4 separate regions of the Homo sapiens genome follow, and all the other regions are linked to region 1. A link is a contact called in ENCODE Hi-C data. All regions are on one chromosome and are shown on one strand. The core of a region is the stretch at or near the end of the contact, and the rest is flanking DNA. Distances in the headings are between cores, read along the strand shown. Region 1 holds the start of SF3B1 (splicing factor 3b subunit 1). Region 2 holds the start of PMS1 (PMS1 homolog 1, mismatch repair system component). Region 3 holds the start of NBEAL1 (neurobeachin like 1). Region 4 holds the start of STAT1 (signal transducer and activator of transcription 1).

Region 1 (2,700 bases), core at 76-2,575:
TCTGGTCCTAATCCAACCTTTCCAGATTCATTTATTTCTTCTCTACTTGCACCCTCTGTTCCTGCTACAGTGGACTACTACTCAAACACACCTTTCACGATTCAATACCTTGTTACAAGATGTTCTCAGGCTCAGATGTCCTTCCCGATTTAAAACTGACTGATCCTTTTAAAACACGGTCATGTAACCTCCTCAGTGAAACAACCCTAAACATAATCATTCCGTTACCCAGGTTCCCAGAACATGCTGCTTTTTCTTCTACTTAAGCATGCATCTGGCCTCATGAGAGAATGAGAACATACACATCTGTTTCTCCTATCAGACTGTAAAATTTTGGATGGCCTCAGTCTCTTACCTCTCACAGACTAATACCGAGCCAAATACCCAGAAAGAACATATGAAACAAAAGTGACTTAGAAGTCTCGTTCTCAGTGAAAATCTCGGATTCCAAGTCAGAAATCAAAGAATGCAGTTCCAACTTCTCATGCCTCGTCTTTTCTGAAAAGTGATCCCATTTTCTGTCATCTCTGGATACTTCCTAATGAACTCCAGTCTATTCCCAACGTTTTCCTAATTTGCACACTCTGTATTCCATAAAACGATCAACTAGCTTGAAAGCTTCGGCCATTAATGAAAGTAATTTATGTTTTCCTCTTCCATCTGCTCCTCCAATAACCAGTCTCCAAAGAAAAAGATCAATATTATACTAAAAGTGACTAAGGGAGGGAAAACAACTACCAGATTTTATCCCCAAATCGTTTCGTGCAAGAAAAATAAACAAGTAACTGACGCTTGAAGACACACAAGGGTAGGAGTAACGGAATCTCGGTTTAACCAAATTCGATTCAGTCTGCCGGAAAAGCGGCTGCCGTATTTCAGTGCTTTTCTGACCCTCTTCTGCACAAACTATGGGGACGACAGTGTCGAGAGGCGAGTGAGACCTTCTCCCCACGCCCGCTTCCCCGATCCCTTGCCCACGAATCCTACTGAGGAAGCCGCTTAAACGAGGCCCTCTGGTCAGAGAAGAGAAGCTACTCTGAAGTAGCAGGTCCCAAACACTGAACAAAGCGCCTGTCGGGGGTGTAAGAGGAGGACGCCATTACGCGGGGCAGTGGCCTGCGCCGCTGGCGCGGAGGAGACGACCCTTGGCCCCGAAACGCGGGCTCAGCTCCTACGAAAGAAACCATAGAAAAAGGCAGAATCCTAGGAAAAAAGGCTTTTATTAGGCTAGCAACGAAGAAAACACGTAAGCAGGGAAAGACCGCTTACCTTCGTGAGTCTTGGCGATCTTCGCCATTTTGTCCACTCGAACACACAGACGGAACTGGCGCTCCCAAGAACTTCCGCTCGTCGCCGCCGCCACGGAGAAAAATAGCTGGGGGCTGCACTCTGCGCGTGCGCCAAACGGGAGCGCGCTCCGTCGGGTGACACGTGACAGAACTGCCACCTAGAGGGAACCGCGAGGTGCATTGTGGGTGGGGGAGGAGACACGGTTGGGCCCTGAAGTCGCCTGCGTGGTGACCCAGGAAATCCCCGAGCCGAGCCGTAAGGTCCTTAAGTGAGTAACTTTGCCCTGGAGGAAAGTGGATTCTACGAAGGGAGTTAAGAACAGACACTGAGTCCCAGCAACTCTGGAGGCTGAGGCGGGAGCATCGCTTGAGCCCAGGAGTTCGAGGCAGCCGTGAGCCGTAATCGTGTCGCGCCACTGTACTCAAGCCTCCAGACCGGGCGACAGAGCAAGACCCCGAGACCCCTCCCATTAAAAAAAAATGAACACTGTACGAAACGCTGCGGTTTCAGAGCTGGAAGAGACCTCAGACATTCAATCCCTTTTCCCAAAATTCACTGGAAGAGCTCGAGGAAAACTTTCCCTTGCAGCTGTCTCAGTCTTTACAGTGCTTAGTTACGAAGACAGTCTTAACAGTCCCATCTTTCGCCCTGTAATTCAAGGTCATTTTTCATTCTTTCTGTTTAATAATTGCAAATAATTTGGGTAGGAATTTCGTTGAGCCTCACAAATCGTTGCTGAGTTGCACAGTGACAATCTTGCCACCCTTTTAAAGCCTTTTACTTTATGGGTTCCTAGAAAACCACTCATCGTCATTATTAACATTCATTAGATGTTTCTCTTAAATCCTAGACGGTATTCCTAAATCAGGAATTTTAATAGATCAGAATACGGCAGTCTGTTTTCCTGGGCATCAATTATAATATAACCTTGTACTGTCACACTGGTCTTTGACTTCGACGATGAAAAAGAAAGAAAGGCTCAGAAAGATGGGTCCCGGAAGCAGCCGAGGAAAACAGGTAGTTATCAAGGTTAGAGCCATCACAAAGAGAGGAGTACCTCGCTATGTGATAAACCTGCAACCCAAATACTAACCATACCATGGGTCAGTATGGTCGTTTGAAGGGAGGGAAATGGTATGGGTGTATTCCTCTTGCAGGAAGACCCCATATCTACTTTGGGTAAAGTGAGGAGCCATTTTCCTGAGGCTAGCGGTAGGTGGGAGATATATGGACAATGGCACTGGACTGAGAGCTTAGATAACCTGTCCCTGGTGACTCCTGACCTGCAGCCTTGCTCCCTCTTTCCCTCTCACCAGACTCCCTCCCTTCTTCAGATCAGGTGACACAAACGATTTTTTTTCTGTTTTTTTGACACACAGTCTTGGTTTGTTGCCCAAGCTGGAGGGCAGT
Region 2 (2,700 bases), core at 1-2,500, 7.7 Mb before region 1:
TGAAAATAAGGAGTCTTCTGAATATTTCTCTAGTCAAATCAAAAACTTCAGTTTTCTTTCTTCTTTTTAAAAAAGGTTTTCCCTTCTCCTTTCCATTGAAGATGGACTCCAAAGGAAGAATTGATAATAGTTCTCAGTTCTTTTAATGATGGTGTTTACTTGAGACTAAGAATTGCTTAAAATAAAACTGTCCTGAAGAACACCTATCATCCGACGGAGGGGGAAAACGAGGCTAGATTATATTTGGAACAGCTGTGATTTTAAAATACACAAACGCTTGTATTACGGAGTTAGCATACAGAGAGGAATTTCTCATAACCCCTTCCAGCAAATGTTTCCGGAGTATAATGCTCCTTCCGCTCTAGAGACCCATAGAACAGGCATCAAGGGTTAAGGGGACGAAAAGTTAGTTACACTAAGACCGCTAAAGCCTCCAATTTATATGTGTAAATCTTTCGTCTAAACACCCATGATTTATCATACATTAAACTATTATGTCATACTTAGAACATGCCAACACTCAAGATAGTTTTCCCACGTTCCACAGGATGGAGGCCTGAAATTTACATCTCAGCTGGAAGGCAAAGCTGGTGCGGTACTCATCCTATTCCAACCAGAAAACCTTTTCCCAGCAGGTTTGCCGCGCTGCCCACGACTGGCAAACAATGACCTTACAGACCGTGAAGAGGCTGTTGGCTCTGCCCTCGCCGGTGCCTCCGAAGACGGCGACCCGCAGCGGCCCCTCAGGGGAGTCCCCCCTGCTAGACCGACAGCCCGAGCGCTCTGGGCCAGAGAAAACTCAGCAAAAGCCGCCGCTGCTACCACCTCAGCGCCTCCCCCAACCCGCCCCTTCCTTCTCGCGGCCGCACGTCACGTCAGGACCCTGGCAAGACAACGAGGATTTGCGTAGGGGGCGAGCCTCTGAGGCCACTTGGCTCTTACGGCCACGCAGGGCGCCGCAGATGCAGCCGGAGCCCGCTTTTCCCTCTCAGGACGACCCCTAGGCCGCCAGCAGTTCCCTACCGACGAAGGCGACTGTACAGCGTCCACCGCGTTCGTGCCCACTTACCCGCCGCCCCACTCCGGGCCGCCGGCTCGCAGCAGGACCAGCCCGGCTGCTACGGCCGCGGATACACGCCCTCAGGCCCGGCGCTGCGCAGCTTGCGGAAGCTTTCCCGGACAGACTCGCTGCCAGCGGATTGGCTGCGAGCAGCGCCAATCTCACGTTGCCCCCGGGCGAGGCGGGACTCAGTGCCGCGCTCTCTGCACCCGCTCTGCCGCGCGCGTGCGTGCTGGGTGCGGGTGCGGGTGCGGGGTTGGGCCTGCGCATCGGGTGAGACGCTGGCTGCTTGCGGCTAGTGGATGGTAATTGCCTGCCTCGCGCTAGCAGGAAGGTAGTGTGGTGTGACTAACGGGTATTTATTATATCCTCGATGGCTCGAGGGCCCCGTCCCCTCTACTCGTCCTGGTCCGGGCGCGAACGCTATAGGGCAGCTAAGGGCGCTCCCCGCGGGGCGGGAAGCGAAGCCGGGCTTGCGGGCGCGCACACGTGGAACGCGTTTTCTGAGCAGGTCTGGGCTCCGGGGTGTTCTGGCTTGGTCTTTGTTGCGTCCCATTCCCCAGACCCTTCTGGGTGGAGGACTTAAAATTTGTTTTCCAGGCAGCAGATTTAACCCATGGCAACTGTAACTCATCTTGTGTGAGTGGCGGTTTATAGTATTGTATCCTGTGGCATCATACAAGGGGTGCAAGTTAAACTCTTTAAAGTTAATCACGATTTTTGCTCTTGGCCTTCTGGGTTTATCCGTACGCCGAAGACAGGCACCTGTATTACATGCTAAGGAAATGTGAATACCAAAAATTGATCCTGAGGAAAGTCTTGATTAGGTTTTTTTGGAATCGCCTTTGAAATGTAATTTCCCTCACCTTGGCAGTGCAGAAAGTTTGTGATTTTTATTGCCGAAATAGCTTTCAACATTTTGAAATTGACTTAAGAGAATGTTGGCTGTGTATGTCTGTATCTTGCATTTCTGTTGGCTTTGTGAACCTAATTGTTTTGGATTTAGTCTGATCTTTAAATAAATGATTTCTTTGTGTTCTCTCTAATGGAAGTCTGTGAGTTCTCTGATCTTTACTTCTTTTTTAGGCACACCTGTTGTCCTTAACTGACTTTCCGGGTCATCAGCACTTCTTCAGAAGTGTTCCTTTTCCCTCCCAGCAAATATGGAAGACTGACTATCCTGATATTCCCAGACATTCTTTGCTGTGATTTGTAAGCCCGATATAAACCCTTCCATTTGGTACACATATGGTATAGAGTGCTATATTCCAGGGGCTATGCTAGCGATGTGTGATTGATATAAAACCCCTGTCCTCAAAGAACTCTGAGTCAGGAGCAACAGACAGAAACACATATTAATAGAGTAACTTGTGATGAGGTTAATTAGAAATGAGGTAAAGGGGGACTGCAGGGGAAGGAATACCTAATCTGTTGGCAGGTGAAGGAAAGGAGGCTGCAGCAGGGAAGAAAGGCTTGAAGAGTTGATACTGAACTAAATCTGGAAGGATGATTAGAAGTCAGCTGAGAGAGAACCATGTGAGCTGAGGAAGGAGTGAGTGTCACCATGTTAAGAGAGACAAGTTGGCTGGGCACGGTGGCTCACACCTGTAATCCCAGCACTTTGGGAGGCCAAGGCGGGC
Region 3 (2,700 bases), core at 130-2,629, 5.6 Mb after region 1:
TGAATGTAAAATGTAATTTCAGGATAAAAAATTGAAGGTGTAATTTGCAAGCAACTACTCTCAATTCTGCCATGGTAGAGTGAAAGCAGCTATAGGCAATACTAAAGGAATGGGCATGGTTGTGTTCCACTAAAATTTTAGGACACTGAAACTTGAATTTGAATTTCGTCTAATTTTCACATCTCAAAATATTGTTCTTTTGATTTTCGTTAAGCAAGTTGCAACCAGAATGGACTGCAAAGCCTATAACATTTATTGTCTGGCTCTTTTTATTTTATTTTTATTTTTTGAGACAGTGTCTCGCTCTGTCGCCCAGGCTGGAGTACAGTGGCGCCATCGGAGCTCACTGCAACCTTCACTCCCAGGTTCAAGCGATTCTCCCACCTTAGCTTCTAAGTAGCTGGAACTACAGGCGTGCACCACCACGCCAAGCTAATTAAAATTTCTTTTGCAGAGACAGGGTCTCATTCTGTTGCCCAGGCTGATCTCCTGGGTTCAAGGGATTCGCCCGCCTAGACCTCCCAAAATTCTGGAATTACAGGCGATAGCCACTGCGCCTCGTCTCTGGCTCTTCACAGGCAATTTGTGGATCCTTGTTACAAATGAAACAAGATGGGACATTAGTTGATCATTTTTGAAGTTGGGTGACGGTATACAGGGTTTCGTTATACTAGTTTACTTTAGAATATACTTGAAATCTTTCACAATAAAAAGTTGTGGAAATGTTTAACAAAGGTGAGTTATCTTACGCGTTTTTCTTTCCTTATACAAAAACCAAATCTCTCTGAAAGTTGTCTATAGTTAGTAAAGCCTTTTGCTTCTTTTCTGAAAAAGAAAAACCCTTTCGAAGTCTTTAGTGGTGGTAAAATAAGCCCTTTGGATATGACACTCGGTGACGACGAAAGCAGGCACAAAAGGAAAAGAGGAGTTTTTGGGGGGTGTCTGTGTGTGTTTTGTCTTTTTACATTACTCTAAATTCCCAGAACCAATCCCGGTTCTACAAATAAGTGAAACAAAATCCCCTTTAACACCGTAGGGTCTCACGCCCTCAGATGACTCACGGAAATGACGCCATCAGCGAAAAGCGGGGCGGGCGTAGACGTCAGCACGTCAGCCCTCCTCCATGTCCAGCTGAGGGAAGGCTCGTTTCAGTGCCGCGGCCGGCGCCCGCCAAGGGATGGGCAGCCAGAGCCTGTCGACTGCGGCTGCGCAGGTATGCTGGGGCGGGGCTTCAGGTCACCCCGCCCATCCCCAGCCTACGCGACCATTGAACAGCTGCCGCCCAACGGCTGGGTAAATCCTCAGCGGCCGAAATGATTAGCCCAGGGGGCAGCCCCGCCCCCTGCTCCTCCCGGCCTCTCGCCCCGCCCCCATGTCCCGCCCGCTCGTCTGCCTGGCTGCGGGGTGACACGGGGCTTCGCCTTGGGAAGGGGTCGAGGGAAGCAGTTAGACGGCTGCCGGGCGGCGGCTGCCGCGCGGCACACAATGTGAGCCCGGTGATGGGGAGCGGGCCGTTGGGAAGAGGGGGCGGCATGGCAAGAAATGGGAGGGCCCCGGTGCTTGGTGGTGGAGGGGCTGCAGAGTGAGGGGCGGCTTTGAGTGGGCTAGGCTGTCAGGGAGTGTTCCGATACTGTAGTGCAGGCTGGGATCGCGGTCGGGAGACGCCGAGTCCGCATTCCTCAGTTCTAGAGCTTCTCTTGGCAGCTCGGCACACCTTAAGTTTGCCTCTGTTTGGGTTGTCTTGGGATGTGAGGAGGAAATTAAAAGATTCCCCCAAACACTTGGATGCTTCTTTGGGAAGTTCCTCGCCGGTGTGTGCGTGCCCACTTCTCTTGGATGGAAAGGTGGAGAGGCCAGGTGGGCGGGTGGACTTCCACTCTCCGAGGATTGTTAGAACAAACGAACTGGGAATTCCTCCCCCGCCCCCACGCCCTGCCCTGCAACACAGCAAACAGTCCCAACTACTCCACCCCCACCCCACCCCAGACGGAGTCTTGCTCTGTCGCCCAGACTGGAGTGCAGTGGCGTGATCTGGGCTCACTGCAGCCTCTGCCTCCCGGGTTCAAGCAATTCTCCTGCCTCAGCCTCCTGAGTAGCTGGGATTACAGGTGCCCGCCACCACGCCCGGCTAATTTTTTGTATTTCTTTAGTAGAGACAGGGGTTCACTGTGTTGGCCAGGCTGGTCTCGAACTCCTGACCTCAGGTGATTCACGCACTTGGGCCTCCCAAAGTGCTGGGATTACAGGCGTGAGCCACCGCGCCTGGCCCCAACAACTTTGAAGAGGAGACCAGAACAAGAACATTCTAAGAGCTTTGATGTATTTGAAATGTCTGAGATGTGGGCCTTTTCCTTGTATCTGTACAAAAGGTATGAGTGGGAAGGGAGTCTTGCTCCTTATTCTCACTGGACGCATTCTTGGTTATGAACATGTACCCATCTCTAGGAGTCTGTCTGCCCTAGAGGATTCTATGGTGGACATACTGTGTTAGCTGTGATGTTTTCCTGAAACACAAGTTTCTATGAAATCTAATCAGTCCATGTGAAAGTATAGCGGGTTGTTTGTGGGAAGTGAAGAAGATACATCTTTAGTTTTTGATAAGTCTAGATTTTTTAGTATGGCCTCTTTTTCTAACCTGTGGATGTTTTTCTCTTTCACAGATTTATTTAATTGCCCAACTACCACTGATGAAGATATATT
Region 4 (2,719 bases), core at 29-2,528, 6.4 Mb before region 1:
CTGAGACTTACTCACAATTAAGCTTTCTTTGACTTGCGTCTCACTGAATTCTGTACCTCTATTAGAGCATCGGTTCCAGTTTTCCTTGTAAAGCTCTGTGATGCCTCCAGAGTCCCCGGCGGGGGAAGGTGGGTGGGGAGGGGGTAGAGTAGTGGGGTATTTTGCTTTTTAACATCTTATGGACCTTGGACAGTGCCCTGCATATACTATGTGCTCGAAACAGTTTGTTGAATTGAAATTATGTATATTTCAGACGGAATTAGAAAGTAAAAAGCAAACCATATTATGATCTCACAAGTGTGAGTCCAGCATCCTCATTAAGCAATGGTTGCACAATGGACTGTGCTGGAGGCTCAAGTCCTGTTTCTGTTCTATGAAAATAACTCCTTATCTATACAAACAACATTCAAAGCACAATCAACCACACCTCTGCATACCTACCACAGAACTCTTCAGTACCGGCCAGAAATTTTTTTAAGACTATATTATTTTGGGGTGGGGGGTCTGCAAAAACTAAACATCACTTTTAAACTCTAGGAAGACATTAAGCCCTTCCATCTTTGAACATAGAAACATAATTAAGATTCCGAAGTCATGTACTCATTCATCTGATTCCATGAACATTTACTGACCTGCCACCTTGTGCCCCAACAAGGGCCTGGGGATTCAACCAAAGGAGCAGCTACGCACAGCACGTTAGGTGCCAAGACTGTCGAGGTTATATACACAGAGTGCGAACGTTAACCTAGACAGCTCTCGAGGATGGCATACAGCAAATGAAACTTTCTGCGAAAAGAAGAAAACGTGACTGATGGAAAGGGGTGGAAACGGGAGAAAGTGACGGTAAATGGGAAGGTGCAGTGCCTTCTAGAGGAAAATTATATTTCACAAGTCCTCTTCACTGCCAGAGCACGACTGGCAAGGACAATCGTGCTGAGCAGTGCCATCTCCGAGAACAGGTGGCACTGCTCGCACTTGGAATACTCAGGACGCGTTCTTCCTCTGGGATCACTATTCGCGGGTCAGCACAGACGGCCCGTCCTCGCCCGGCGTCCAACTGCACGGCCCGAGGACTCTGTCCCTGCGCGTCCCACCCCCGGCACCCGGAACCTCACGGCCACTCACTCTGCGCGCAGGATCCGGAAGGGCTAGGCGGGGGCGCGGCGGTGCAGCCTCTCCCGAGCGCGCTGGGTCGCCTCTGCTCGGTCTGGGGTCTGCCAGGCGCGATCCCCCCGGTGCAGCCGAGCCCCTCCGCAGACTCTGCGCAGGAAAGCGAAACTACCCGGCAGGAGAAAAGGCAGCGCTGGCGCCCGGCCCCCTTCCGCCCCCACCAATCACCGGGCGGCTCCGCGCTCAGCCAATTAGACGCGGCTGTTCCGTGGGCGCCACCGCCTCCCTCTGCGGGCCGCTGCTCCGCCCACGCGCTGGGGTATTTCCGCCGGCTTCCGGCGGGGGCCGCCGGCTGGGTGAGCTGCAGCCCAGTCCCGTGTTGCCACGCTGGGAACTGGCGTTCTGTTTACATATCTTAGAGAACGATCAGAAGGACGTGCTGTGTTTGCAGAAGCCCAAACTTGGAGGTCTCTGTAGTAGTTTCATCGCCGAGAATCCAGGCAGAGGACAGATTTGGCGACGTCGTCATTCTAGAAGCTCCCTTTAGCAACTGACCTCCGTGTTGCTAAACCCAGGGAACGCTTTTCTGTTTTTCTCACTTTACTTGACAGCTCGGAAGCATGGGGCAGAGTTGACGCCTTTGTTCTTGAAACACGTTTCTTCCTTGGTCATGATGATAACACATCCTTCTTGCTTTTTCCTGCCTCTGGCATTCTTTCTACATTGCCTCCACCTCCACTATCAAACCATTATATGTTAAGGTTGTCAGGGTCCAGACATTCGTCAGCTTCTTTACCTGGGCTTCTCCTAAACGCTGTGCTGTGATGACCTCACCCACAGCTTCAGTTTCCTTCTAGATGGAGGAGTCTTAAATGCTTATCCCGTCCACACCTCTCCTCTGGGCTTCACACCTACAACTCCCACTTGCCTCTCCACTTGTATGTGCAGTGAGCTCTACAAACTATGTTCAGAACCAAACATCTTTCTCCTCAAACCTGCTCTTTTTCTAGAAATGGCACATGACAGATACCTAGGATTCATAGTTGACATTGCCTTCTCCCTCACCTCGCAACACCTGATCCTCAAATCTTAATTGATTCTTCCTCCTAAATATTTCCCAAGTCTCATTTACTCTGCTCCATCTCTTCTGCTGCCTCCTTCTGCAGTAGATTCCCGAATGGCTGCCTCACTTCAGCCCTTATCTACCTTTTAATCCATTCTCCATACAAGAGTTTGAGTGTTTTTTTTTTTAATTGAAAAGCAGATCATGTCATTTGCCAACCTGAAAATCCTTCCATGGCTTTTCTTTGCTCTTATAAAATTCAGTTTCTTAATACATACTATAAAGCCCTGGTTGCCCGATCTCTTTGTCCAACCCCATAATGTGCCACTCTGCTTTGCTTACTTCAGCATTTAGTTCTTCAAATAAACCACACTCTCCAAACTCAGGGACTTCTCACCCTGAGTTTGGAAAACCCCTTGAGCCAACATCTGCTTCACCCAACTCTTCGCTGGCTAACTCATCTTTTAGATCTTAGTTTAAAAATCTCAGCTTAAATGTCACTTCTCCAGGTAGGCATTGCTGAAGCCAGACAAACTAAATCTTTTT

Evidence for each region. Hi-C counts contacts between places; a loop is a spot of excess contacts on that map. Pooled maps may share reads with other maps.
Region 2: a pooled map shows a loop between it and region 1 (10-fold over the local background). The contact joins the promoter of PMS1 here to the promoter of SF3B1 in region 1. A Hi-C loop is called at or near these places in 5 of 50 pooled maps.
Region 3: a loop to region 1 is called in a pooled map, with 13 times the contacts of the local background. The contact joins the promoter of NBEAL1 here to the promoter of SF3B1 in region 1. A Hi-C loop is called at or near these places in 5 of 50 pooled maps.
Region 4: a loop to region 1 is called in a pooled map, with 4 times the contacts of the local background. The contact joins the promoter of STAT1 here to the promoter of SF3B1 in region 1. A Hi-C loop is called at or near these places in 2 of 50 pooled maps.

Annotation. Positions count from the first base shown.
Region 1 is chr2:197,433,703-197,436,402 of GRCh38, forward strand. SF3B1 (splicing factor 3b subunit 1) reads right to left here and starts at 1,326. Exons shown (of 25, transcript NM_012433.4): 1 at 1,270-1,326. The coding sequence starts at 1,297. RefSeq lists enhancers at 663-1,209, 954-2,153, 1,395-1,704, 1,725-1,774.
Region 2 is chr2:189,783,200-189,785,899 of GRCh38, forward strand. It overlaps PMS1 (PMS1 homolog 1, mismatch repair system component), which reads left to right and starts at 1,251. Exons shown (of 13, transcript NM_000534.5): 1 at 1,251-1,394. It overlaps ORMDL1 (ORMDL sphingolipid biosynthesis regulator 1), which reads right to left and starts at 1,140. Exons shown (of 5, transcript NM_016467.5): 1 at 1,070-1,140. RefSeq lists enhancers at 427-1,313, 599-678, 769-828, 839-1,068, 1,619-1,668 and a silencer at 1,209-1,258.
Region 3 is chr2:203,013,496-203,016,195 of GRCh38, forward strand. NBEAL1 (neurobeachin like 1) reads left to right here and starts at 1,380. Exons shown (of 56, transcript NM_001378026.1): 1 at 1,380-1,487; 2 at 2,661-2,700. RefSeq lists an enhancer at 1,060-1,613 and a silencer at 1,252-1,481.
Region 4 is chr2:191,012,893-191,015,611 of GRCh38, forward strand. It overlaps STAT1 (signal transducer and activator of transcription 1), which reads right to left and starts at 1,279. Exons shown (of 25, transcript NM_007315.4): 1 at 1,126-1,279; 2 at 633-786. RefSeq lists enhancers at 632-951, 1,562-1,761, 1,792-1,871, 2,650-2,699 and silencers at 1,042-1,241, 1,272-1,511.